Regions from separate parts of the Mus musculus genome. Here region 2 is linked to region 1. The links are chromatin loops, found by intact Hi-C in ENCODE. Cell type or tissue: left cerebral cortex. All regions are shown on one strand. Each heading gives the region's core, and the rest is flanking DNA. Links, peaks and the distances in the headings are about the cores only. Region 1 overlaps Macf1 (microtubule-actin crosslinking factor 1). Region 2 overlaps Macf1 (microtubule-actin crosslinking factor 1).

Region 1 (5,382 bases), core at 177-5,176:
AATCTCTCTCAATATAGGAATGCCTTCTTCCCATACTGAAATCAGTTTCTTGTTTGTTTTTGCCTTTTTCTCCACAAATCCCTGTTTGGTAGGGAAGGACTGTTAGAAACTGCATTTTGGACACTAGGTAAGGTAAATAAGCTGCTGGGATGTCACCATCCTGCCACAGATGTAAGGGTTAGGAAACTGTGCTGCTCTTGCTACCACAGCACACGTTCAATAGAATGGAAGTTTTATTGTTTGTTTTATATATAAAGCTGAGCACAGGTTTGCTTCTGCAATCCCAGTGCTCCTGTGGGGCTATGGGAGGCAGAGACAAGAGGATCCTTGCAAGTTCATGGGCCGGATAGCCTGACATGTGCAGGAAGGAACAACAAAGAGTCTAAGCAAGGACCTACAATAGAGGTTGTTCTATAACCTCCACACACAAGAACCCACGCACATACACTACCACCATCACTACCACACCATGTACACACATGTGCACAGAAAGGTTAAAAGAATAAAATGATGGGTCAGATCATTTAGTATGTTGCTTTTGATATGTTTAATAAACAGGAGCTCACTTTGGCAATGGAAGACCAGAAGGAGAACCTAGATACTCTGGAGCACCTGGTTACTACACTGGGCTCCTGTGGCTTTGCCCTGGACCTATCTCAGCATCAAGACAAGATACAGAACCTTAAGAAGGATTTTACAGAGCTGCAGAAGACAGTTCAAGAAAGGTGAGTGCTCAGCTGCATTGGTCATTGAAAAAGAACTGTTCCTGGCTCTCTGTAGAGTGAGACACTTTCTAGACTTCCTTACCATAAAAAGCAATGTCAGAACTTTGCTACCGACCCATGGGTCAAAGACTGCTTCTTTAGGTAGTTACCTAATGTGGTGATGTCTACTGCTTTCTATTACTAACTGATTCATCTCAGTATCGGGCCTGAGTGACCAAAAGCCCAGGTTACCTGAAGCAAACAGAACAAATTTGGGATTATAAGTAAGATTATAGCTGAATTTAAAATAAAGACAAAATCTAGAGACTTCCAAGGTATGATTATGAGTTATATTTGTGGGCTAGAGAGATGACTCAGCAGTTAAGAGCACTTTCAGAAGACTTATGTTTGGTTGCTAGAACCCACACTGTAATTTCAGGGGATCCAGTGCTCTCTTTGGCCTCCTAGGTCACATGGTGCACAGATAGACAAACAGGCACACACATGTACACATGAATATCTTTTGGATAACATTTAAGAGAAATGTCTGGATTCTTTTAGCACAAATACAATAATGTATGACAAATGCTTGCAGATTATAGTTTACTATTGAAAACTCATTATTTTCCATTAGAAGCCACACATGGGTTTAAGACCATGGATAAGACTTCTTTTCTTGGTTTAGAAGCAATTGTAATATTGATTTAACAGGCAGCCACCTTGATGGCTAGAGGAAAACTGCTGGTCAAACCAATACTTAGAACCATGTGTTATGGCACACACTTGCAATCCCAGCACTCAGAGTAGGAGCAGAAGGTACATTAAAACACTCAAAGCCAGACATGGCTGCATATGGAACAAGTGAGTTTGAAGCCAGCATAGGCTAGAAGAGACCCTGTCTCAAAAGTAAATGAAAACTTAGCAGTGGATTGAGTAGCTTGGCTGAGGACAGTGGCCTTGGGGGCTTTGTTTCTCTCTTCCTCACTGTTGAAAACTACGTGAAGAACCAGGATCTCTGGATTAGTCCTTGAAAGATATAATGATTCCTTGATTTATTTTCTTTATGAGCATGTGTAGCTCATGGCCAATCATCTAACTTTTTTCAGCATTCAATTCAGCACTCAAGTCAGGTGAGTGTGTGTGTGTGTGTGTGTTTGTAGCTATATGAGTTTATATGAAACACATACATATGTATGTACATACGTACATACAGGAGCCCCCAGAGGCCAGAGGAAGACTCCTGAAATGAGAATCATATGATTGTGAGCCACCATATAAATCCTGGAAACCAAACCCAGGTCTTCTGCTAAAGCAGTAAGTGCTGTGAACCGTTGGCCCATCTCTCAGACCCTCGAGTTCAACTCGGAGTGTTGGAAGAGTCAAATACCGAAAATATAACAGAGCTGGGTTGGAGATCCAAAGCCAACATTCTTTCCATTGTCTCATAGTATCTAAATAGCAGGCTTCCTTTCGTTTTCTCATTTTCGCTTTAGCCTAGAGTAAGATTAAAGACTTCTTTCCCTAAAAATGTCCAAAGAAGGGCAATGATTCTTGAGTTTGATGCTTTTCTACATTGTGTATAAAGCCAGACTTACTATGGAAAGGAAGGGCCCTGTTAGGAATTTAGTGCCTAGAGTCCCAGGATTAACCTACTTTTTAGTTCAAGTCCATTTTACAAATCTCCTCTGATGAGTAAATAATAAAAAATCTTTGTTCACAGAGAGAAAGATGCATCCACTTGCCAGGAGCAGTTGGATGAATTCCGGAAACTGATTAGAACCTTCCAGAAATGGCTGAAAGAAACTGAAGGGAATGTTCCTCCTGCAAAGACTTTCGTGAGTGCTAAGGAATTAGAAAAGCAGATTGAACACTTGAAGGTAGGTAAACAATAGGGTCCCCAGCAAACTGGCTAGACAGTGGTTTGAAAGTTTATACAAACTGAACTCCAGATGTGATAGGGGGTGGCATAATAAATTCAGTTTATCTGTCCACATCAGAATTCCTTTCTTGGTGTGGTTCCATATGCCCTACCCAGAACTGAACATAGTAACATCTCCTGTTTCAAACCCAAAGTCGGGCATGGTGGTACATACCTAAAGACATTAGGAGAAATACTTAGGAGAAATTTGTGCCTCAGCTGAGCATTAAGATTGAGCCAGCCTAGGCTACTTGAAACATAGTTTCCAAAAAACCAGCACAGGCTATTCTTAGATGCCTGTCATGATGTGTAAGAAATTTAAAATACTTCATAAAGCCGGGCAGAGGTAGTGCATGCCTTTAATCCCAGCACTTGGGAGGCAGAGGCAGGCGGATTTCTAAGTTCAAGTCCAGCCTGGTCTACAGAGTGAGTTCCAGGACAGGCAAGGCTACACAGAGAAACCCTGTCTTGGGAAAAAAATCATAAAAAGGATTGGTTAACTCTATTTCTTGAGAAGCTTACATTTTCATCTCAGGGCTGAGAATCATTATTACTCATGCTTGAGAATTAGACAGCTGCACATGAGCAACTGACCAGACATGGAGTCAGGAAGCTGTGGGGGTGGGGAACTAGAATTCTGGCTCGTCGGGAGAAGCACAGGCTTGAAAACTAGCTTAGTGACTGTCATTTCCCTCGCAAAGAAGCAGGCTGGAGCTAGAGCAGATGAAAGAGAGGAATTTGGTTACTTTCACAAAATGGACTCTAAGAGAATTTGAAATTCTCTTAAAATGAAGTTCCCCACAAATGAAAGAAACCTAATACACTCTACTAATTCCACATGTTAAGTTCTCAGGTCCAAGCAGCTTAGTAGTTGTTGTTCACATGATGTCCAACAAATGTCACTTGTATTCCTCTGAAAATTTTTAAATATTCTGTTTTAAGTCTGAAATCGTAAACAATTAAGGGTGATTAATGACTGATTTGACAAGCAGTGCCTGCCTGCCTGTCAGTTTGAAGCGTGGTGCATGTGAGCTTGCTAGACACTGATGACTCTTTGTCTTGCTCTGCTGCTGCTCTGTAGGGTGGAGGTAAAATCAAGATAAGGCAGCTCTCGGTCGTCTCGCAGAGCAAGGCACTAAAAGCTCAGACACCCCTGCTCTGGAATGATTAGTGCCCGACTTCTCTGGCAGACTGTCATATCCTGGGGACTTGGCGTTGCCTGGTCCTTTGTTCTTAACCTTTCTTTGGTTGCTTGAGCTCTGTCTATAATCCAACATAAGGTTCCCTTAGTAACTATACAATGTAGTCTCGATGTCTATACATTTCAGATAACTGATTTCTCTTTTATTTTCTGATTATTTTCTCTCCTTTTTCTTTTTTTATTTTTTTTTATTTCAACCACCATGGTGGTTTATTCTGGAAATTTCTATGTATTACATAGGTATTAATACCCTTCTTGCCCCACTCCCTTCAAATCCAAATAATTAAAAAAAACTAAGGACATCATGCACAAAAACCTCTTACCTATTTTCTCTAAAGCCCTAAAGCATGTCACTTCCTGTGGGAAGCCTGTGAAGGCCTTGTGCTCACTAGACTTCCATCCCTCCCTGGGGAAAAATGGCCAAGGCTCCTTCCTGCTTCCTCTCAGAGATTCATTGCCCAATCATTACGCATTATCATCCCCACTTGACACCTTCTCAGCACTTGACTGTTGGATGCATTTTTCATTTGGCAACAATTCAATATGGCTTTGCGTGGGATGTGTAGTGTCAGTATTTTATTTTCTGATTATTTTCTCTCCTTTTTCATACTGTGAACTGCTGCTTTAACTCAGTGTTTCCCTCTCTCCTTGTCTCCTCTTGTGCTCCCAGAGTTCATTAACTATTGCTACTTCTGTAATAACACTTATTATATGATAATGCAGTTGATAAGTCAAACTCTTGAAGCTTTGTCATAAAATCAGGCATGGAGACTCATGGAGTACTCAGGAGGCTAAGGCAGAAACTTAAAGAAGATAAATGAACAGATAAATAAGGCAAAAGCCCCTAAAAAATAAAAGTAAAGTTAAGTGTTGTAAACCTGTTCGTTCCACTCTATCTCCTTAGTAGGGGTGCCTAGCCAACAATACATGCTAATAAGTAAATGTCAACAAATGACACAGAAGGTTCTGAAAAATTCTACAGTATCCTTTCTGCATTTATTTTCTTTTTTTTCTTTTGAGGATTTATTTATTTATTTATTTATTTATTATATCTGAGTACACTGTTGCTGTCTTTAGACACTCCAGAAGAGGGAGATCTCATTATGGATGGTTGTGAGCCACCATGTGGTTGCTGGGATTTAAACTCAGGACCTTCGGAAGAGCAGTCAGTGCTCTTAACTGATGAGCCATCTCTCCAGCCCCCTTTTTGCATTTCTTGGCTGACTAAACCATTGTCTTGTAATGGCTGACTATATGAACACTGTCTGTCTGTCTGTCTGTCTGTCTATCTATCTATCTGTCTGTCTCTTCCCTTCCTCCCTTCCTCCCTCCCTCCCTCTCCCTCCCTCCCTCTCCCTCCCTCCCTCCCTCCCTCTCCCTCCCTCCCTCTCCCTCCCTCCCTCCCTCCCTCTCCCTCCCTCCCTCCCTCCCTTCCTTCATTCCTTCCTTTTATGAGACTTCTATAAGTCTTAATGTGTAGCTCTGGCTGGTCCAGGAATCACTATGTAGACCAGTCTGTCTACAGAACTCACGGAGTACCTCCTGTCTCTGCCTTCAAA
Region 2 (5,382 bases), core at 101-5,100, 64 kb after region 1:
CCCTTACCTTTTGTGGAAGTTCATTGTGTCCATCTTGTTTGGGGTGGAATATAGACGTTAAAGAGAGATGGAAATGGTTTTGTTAAAGAAATTTGTTTTTCTTGTAGGGCACTTAACATTATTGAGACTTGCTCAATATTAAATCCAGAATTGGTTTAGATGTTTTTCTTTTTCTTTTTTTTTTTTTCAAAAACTCCTCTGTGCTGTTCTCACTTTCCAATTCTATATCAAATTATAAATTAAAATTTTATAGGTTTATTCATTTTAGTACCAGGAAGGTGTGAAGGTTTGATTGGCCTTCCTTCTTACCTTTCAGCATGGCCCTTTTCTTTGTCTCACACTGTGGGTTGTTAGACAGCACACCACAAAGTTCCCATTCATGTACACAGAAGCCAAGGGCATCTAACTTTGTCAAGTCTGTCGCATGCAACTGTCATCTCAGCTGCTGAGTGCTGACTCCTACCAGTTTCATAGTCCTGTCACTTTCTTGTCAGATTAGTTGGAGTTGGAGAAGTATTGTGACAATACTAACCATTTTTGTTTGATTTTTGGTATATTACTTAGTATTTTTTGACTTACAAAATAAATACTGCCCTTTCCCCCTTCTGATGGGCTAGCTCTATTATCTAAATCTAAAACAGTTTTTTTTAGAGAAAACTAATACTGAACAGCCATTGTGCTAGGCTGAACACAGGCTATCCTAAACAGTAGGTCACCTTATGCCCTCACATGCCCTTCAATATGATGAAGTATTCTATGATGACTAACGAGTCAACCTTGTTTAGTTTCATGATAAAATTGAACCCATGTTGGAGACCCTGGAGAACCTGTCCTCTCGCCTGCGAATGCCTCCCCTGATTCCTGCTGAAGTCGACAAGATCAGAGAGTGCATCAGTGACAATAAAAGTGCCACCGTGGAGCTGGAGAAACTGCAGCCGTCCTTTGAAGCCCTGAAGCGGCGGGGAGAGGAACTCATTGGAAGATCGCAGGGAGCAGACAAGGATCTGGCTGCAAAAGGTACTCGGTGGATCTAATTATTATTATTTTCTTTTTAAGAAAGATAATAGAATGAACTAGAGGCTGTAGCTACCCAGAGTCACTTCTCAAGTAATGAGTATTCCAAAAGTCTGTGGAATTCATTTAGAATTCAGAACACATTTCCCTATTGAAATAAGGTTACAATTGGAAGCTCGATTCCCATGCCAGGAAACAAATGTTCCTTTTTAACCCCTAATGTGAGTATCACAGTATCAATAGTGGGCAGAACATAACCACCTTTTGTAACACTTTCCATGGGAAATTTACAGAAAGTGCAGTGAGAACACTGGAAGGAAGCCTTTCCATCTCAGCCCTTTTGTTTTGATCTTACTGGATATTTTGTGTGGTGTTTTCAGATTGCTTCTGTGGATCCTTTATGAGGGAGAGCAACATAAGTAGAAAAAAACCTAGAGTAGAGATCCCTGCTGAAGTGCAGAGGAGAGGTGATAGTAGTAAAGCCACACTGAACTATAAATAATGTCAGGGTTACATGGGATTTCAGGGAGAAATTAGATTTTGAACTTAGAGAGCTTCTGTTCACATCTCTTCTTTGCTCCTTCAGAAATCCAGGACAAGCTGGATCAAATGGTGTTCTTCTGGGAGGACATCAAAGCACGGTCTGAAGAGCGAGAAATTAAATTCCTTGATGTCCTTGAATTAGCGGAGAAGTTCTGGTATGACATGGCAGCTCTCCTGACCACCATCAAAGACACCCAGGATATTGTTCATGACTTAGAAAGCCCTGGTATTGACCCATCCATCATCAAGCAACAGGTTGAAGCTGCTGAGGTAACAAAAACACAAAACATCATCTCATATGTATGTCCTTTAACAAAATACTGTATCCACGTTGTGAGGGTATGCATGTGATTGTATGTGTGGTGGCGTAGTGGTGATGATCATGTTTTGTTTTGTTTCCATGGTTTTCTTGCAGTGTCGAGGATTGAACCTGAGGTTTCTTGCGTGCTAAGCCCCGAACCCTTGAGTTACATTGTGTTCGCTGCCAAGCCAAACTCAATGTTTTGAAAACTTTGTTTTGTTTTGTTTTGTTTTTTTAGGTCTTTTTGTTTTTTGAGACAGGGTTTCTCTGTATAACCCTGGCTGTCCTGGAACTCACTTTGTAGACCAGGCTGGCCTCGAATTCAGAAATCCGCCTGCCTCTGCTCCTGGGATTAAAGGCATGTGCCACCACACCCGGCTCTTTGTTTTGTTTTTAATGTGAGACCTTTTTCTGCTTTCAAAAAGGAGATAGAGAGTAGAAAATTTAAAATTCTGAATTTATCATCCAGGGATAGCAAGTTACTTAAACACATCTTTTTCTAGACTTTCTGGGCAGTCTAATTATCACTAGACAGACTTCACATGATTTCCATTTGGCATAAGCAATACCTGGTCTCACCATCTTCTTTTAGAAACTCTGTCCTCCTTTATTCCTCTCTGTTGGTGTGTGACCCCGGTTTACGTATAAGATTATGTAGCCCAGCTATGACACTGACATTTGTGACTTGTATTGTGTTGTTTCTTATATTTCTTCATGGAGCCAGTAGGGGCTGAGAAATTATCAAAACTCATTATACATCCAAATTTATCTTCTTCTTGCCATCTTTGACATCACTACATGCTCATATCTTATGTATATAATCCTTTTTTTTTTTCTGGGAGACTAGGTTTCTCAGTGTAGCCCTGGTTGTCTGGAGCTTACTCTGTAGACCTGGCTGGCCTTGAACTCACAGAGATCCACTTGTCTCTGCCTCCCAAGTGCTGGGTGTGCACTGCCATGCCCAGCGCCAATACATTTTACTTTGTGTGTCTGTTGACTGCTTGTGAGTATGAGGCTGCACTCTCTGGATAAGCAGTATCTTAAAAAGTAAAAATCGTTTTGTGATTCTGGAGGTTTTGCTTAGTGCTTGCTCTTGATTGTGGGTGGGGCGTTCTGTGCTGCACTTGCAAAGCTTGAGAAGCTCTGCTTTGCGCTCTGTTTTGACTCATTGTCTGCTCCTTTCCATGTAGACTATTAAGGAGGAGACAGATGGTCTGCATGAGGAGTTGGAGTTCATTAGAATCCTTGGAGCAGATTTGATTTTTGCCTGTGGAGAAACCGAGAAGCCTGAAGTGAAGAAGAGCATTGATGAGGTGTGGGGCGTGGGCGGGGCTCAGATGAGAAGTAGCACAGCAGCCCAGGGAGGTATTACTAGCAGAATTTGATTCAAATGTTTTTCCCATAGATGAATAATGCTTGGGAGAACTTAAATAAAACGTGGAAAGAAAGGCTGGAAAAACTCGAGGATGCCATGCAGGCTGCTGTGCAGTATCAGGACACTCTCCAGGTGAGAGGCTGGGAGATGCTCACAAAAGAAGTACAAGTGCTGCTCTCTCTTGTCATCTTCTAATAGTAGTGGTTCACCCTCTTTACTGCAGTGTTGGGAAACCTAAGACAGTCTTGCTTTCACATTTCTGGCCTACATTTCCCACTTCTATTGAGAAAGTGTTGATATAAAATACATCCAAGTTTCACTTACTACTGCCATTTTTATTGTCATTGCCTGCTTGTCATAGTTGTACCCATTCAGCTGCTCAGTGAAGCTGGCCTAATTGTGTAAGTCACTGCTTGCTTGTGGACCAAAACCCACACAATCATGAAGCCCAACACTGATAAGGAGATGTTCCTTCTCTTCTAACGTCATGGTTTTCTTTTTATGTATTTGTGTTTTTATTTCAGGCTATGTTTGACTGGCTAGATAACACTGTGATCAAGCTCTGCACCATGCCCCCAGTGGGCACAGACCTCAACACTGTCAAAGATCAGTTAAATGAGATGAAGGTCTGTACCCAGGAAAGGCTTTGAAAAGAGAGTTCCTTATTTTTAATAATGAAGACGTCAATTAATGTTAGCATTAAATAAATCTTTTATAGGAGTTCAAAGTAGAAGTTTACCAACAGCAAATTGAGATGGAAAAACTCAATCACCAGGGTGAATTGATGTTAAAAAAAGCTACCGATGAAACTGACAGAGATATTATACGAGAACCACTGACAGAACTCAAGCACCTCTGGGAGAATCTGGGTGAGAAGATTGCCCATAGACAGGTAAGGCTAGAGTAGGTAACATGGGTTGGTGAGCTACCCTCTGCCCGCTCTGATTTCCTAACAAATGGTCTTTGTCTTGTCCTGAGCAGCATAAGCTAGAAGGTGCTCTCTTGGCCCTGGGCCAGTTCCAACATGCCTTAGAGGAACTAATGAGCTGGCTAACACACACTGAAGAGCTGCTGGATGCTCAAAGACCGATAAGTGGAGACCCAAAAGTCATTGAAGTTGAGCTTGCAAAGCACCATGTAAGTGTTTTCATTCCTACCTAACTTTGCCAGTTTGAGACCAGTTACTGCCACCAGAAGCTTAATATCATATGGACCTTAAGGAGCTAGGTTCAATGACATCAAAAGAGATAAATTATGTCATTCAACATTTCTTTAGGTTCTAAAAAATGATGTTTTGGCTCATCAAGCCACGGTGGCAACAGTCAACAAAGCCGGCAGTGAACTCCTGGAGTCTAGCGCTGGAGATGACGCTAGCAGCCTGAGAAGCCGCCTGGAGACCATGAACCAGTGCTGGGAATCGGTGCTGCAGAAGACAGAGGAGAGGGAGCAACAGCTGCAGTCCACGCTGCAGCAGGTACGCACGGGGGAGGGGCGGTCACGGGAGGGAAAGGAGGCCATCTGGGGTTGAACCCCTTTTGAAAAGAGCAGCTTTTGATGGCAGGTATTTCAGGATTGTTTGCAGTTCAGGTTGGTTACTATTCAGTTAGTCACACTGACCAACTTGTTTTGAGATTCAGGTGTTTCCTATAGCAAGTCAGGCTTCTCCCCAGATTGCAGTAGGCATCTATTGTGTTATAGGGAGATCTGAAGGATCTTGCTAAACTCTAGCCATAAGCAAGCAGATAGTCCCTGTCCAGAGATAAAACTAACTACTCTGCCTGAGACCAGCTTCAGAATCCTCCCAGTGTGTTCAGATCATTCCAAAAGTTTGCCTTTACAGCTGATTGCTTACTGATACTGCTGATATGTCTTTTTTTCAAAAGGCCCAGGGTTTCCACAGTGAAATTGAAGATTTCCTCTTAGAACTCAATAGAATGGAGAACCAACTTTCTGCATCTAAACCTACAGGAGGACTTCCTGAGACTGCTAGAGAACAGCTTGATACACATATGGTAACAGTTTCTTCAAATGGCACAAAAGCATTCAGTAGCCTCTCTGAGAGACTTATATCCTGGGAGTCTGCGATGTTAGTTAGTTAGTTAGTTAGTTAGTTAGTTAGTTCAGCTCTTCTACAGACTTCAGTCCAGAC

What was found. Peaks named below come from ENCODE experiments on the same cell type or tissue, not always from the same donor. Only the 100,000 strongest peaks of a DNase experiment are listed, where the experiment ranks them.
Region 2: a loop joins it to region 1, with 2.6 times the contacts of the local background. A loop is called at or near these places in 10 of 42 quality-filtered maps.

Annotation. Positions count from the first base shown.
Region 1 is chr4:123,445,301-123,450,682 of GRCm38, reverse strand. Macf1 (microtubule-actin crosslinking factor 1) reads left to right here. Exons shown (of 98, transcript NM_001199136.1): 49 at 559-725; 50 at 2,425-2,581. Among named protein-coding and RNA genes, the nearest start is that of D830031N03Rik, 36 kb to the right of the region's middle. In left cerebral cortex, for the core only: no CTCF peak of the experiment used is centred there; no DNase peak of the experiment used is centred there.
Region 2 is chr4:123,381,090-123,386,471 of GRCm38, reverse strand. It overlaps Macf1 (microtubule-actin crosslinking factor 1), which reads left to right. Exons shown (of 98, transcript NM_001199136.1): 69 at 786-1,017; 70 at 1,601-1,827; 71 at 3,049-3,171; 72 at 3,264-3,365; 73 at 3,758-3,859; 74 at 3,952-4,125; 75 at 4,215-4,370; 76 at 4,510-4,707; 77 at 5,117-5,245. Among named protein-coding and RNA genes, the nearest start is that of D830031N03Rik, 28 kb to the left of the region's middle. In left cerebral cortex, for the core only: no CTCF peak of the experiment used is centred there; a DNase peak (open chromatin) is centred at 3,097; H3K27ac peaks cover 470 bases.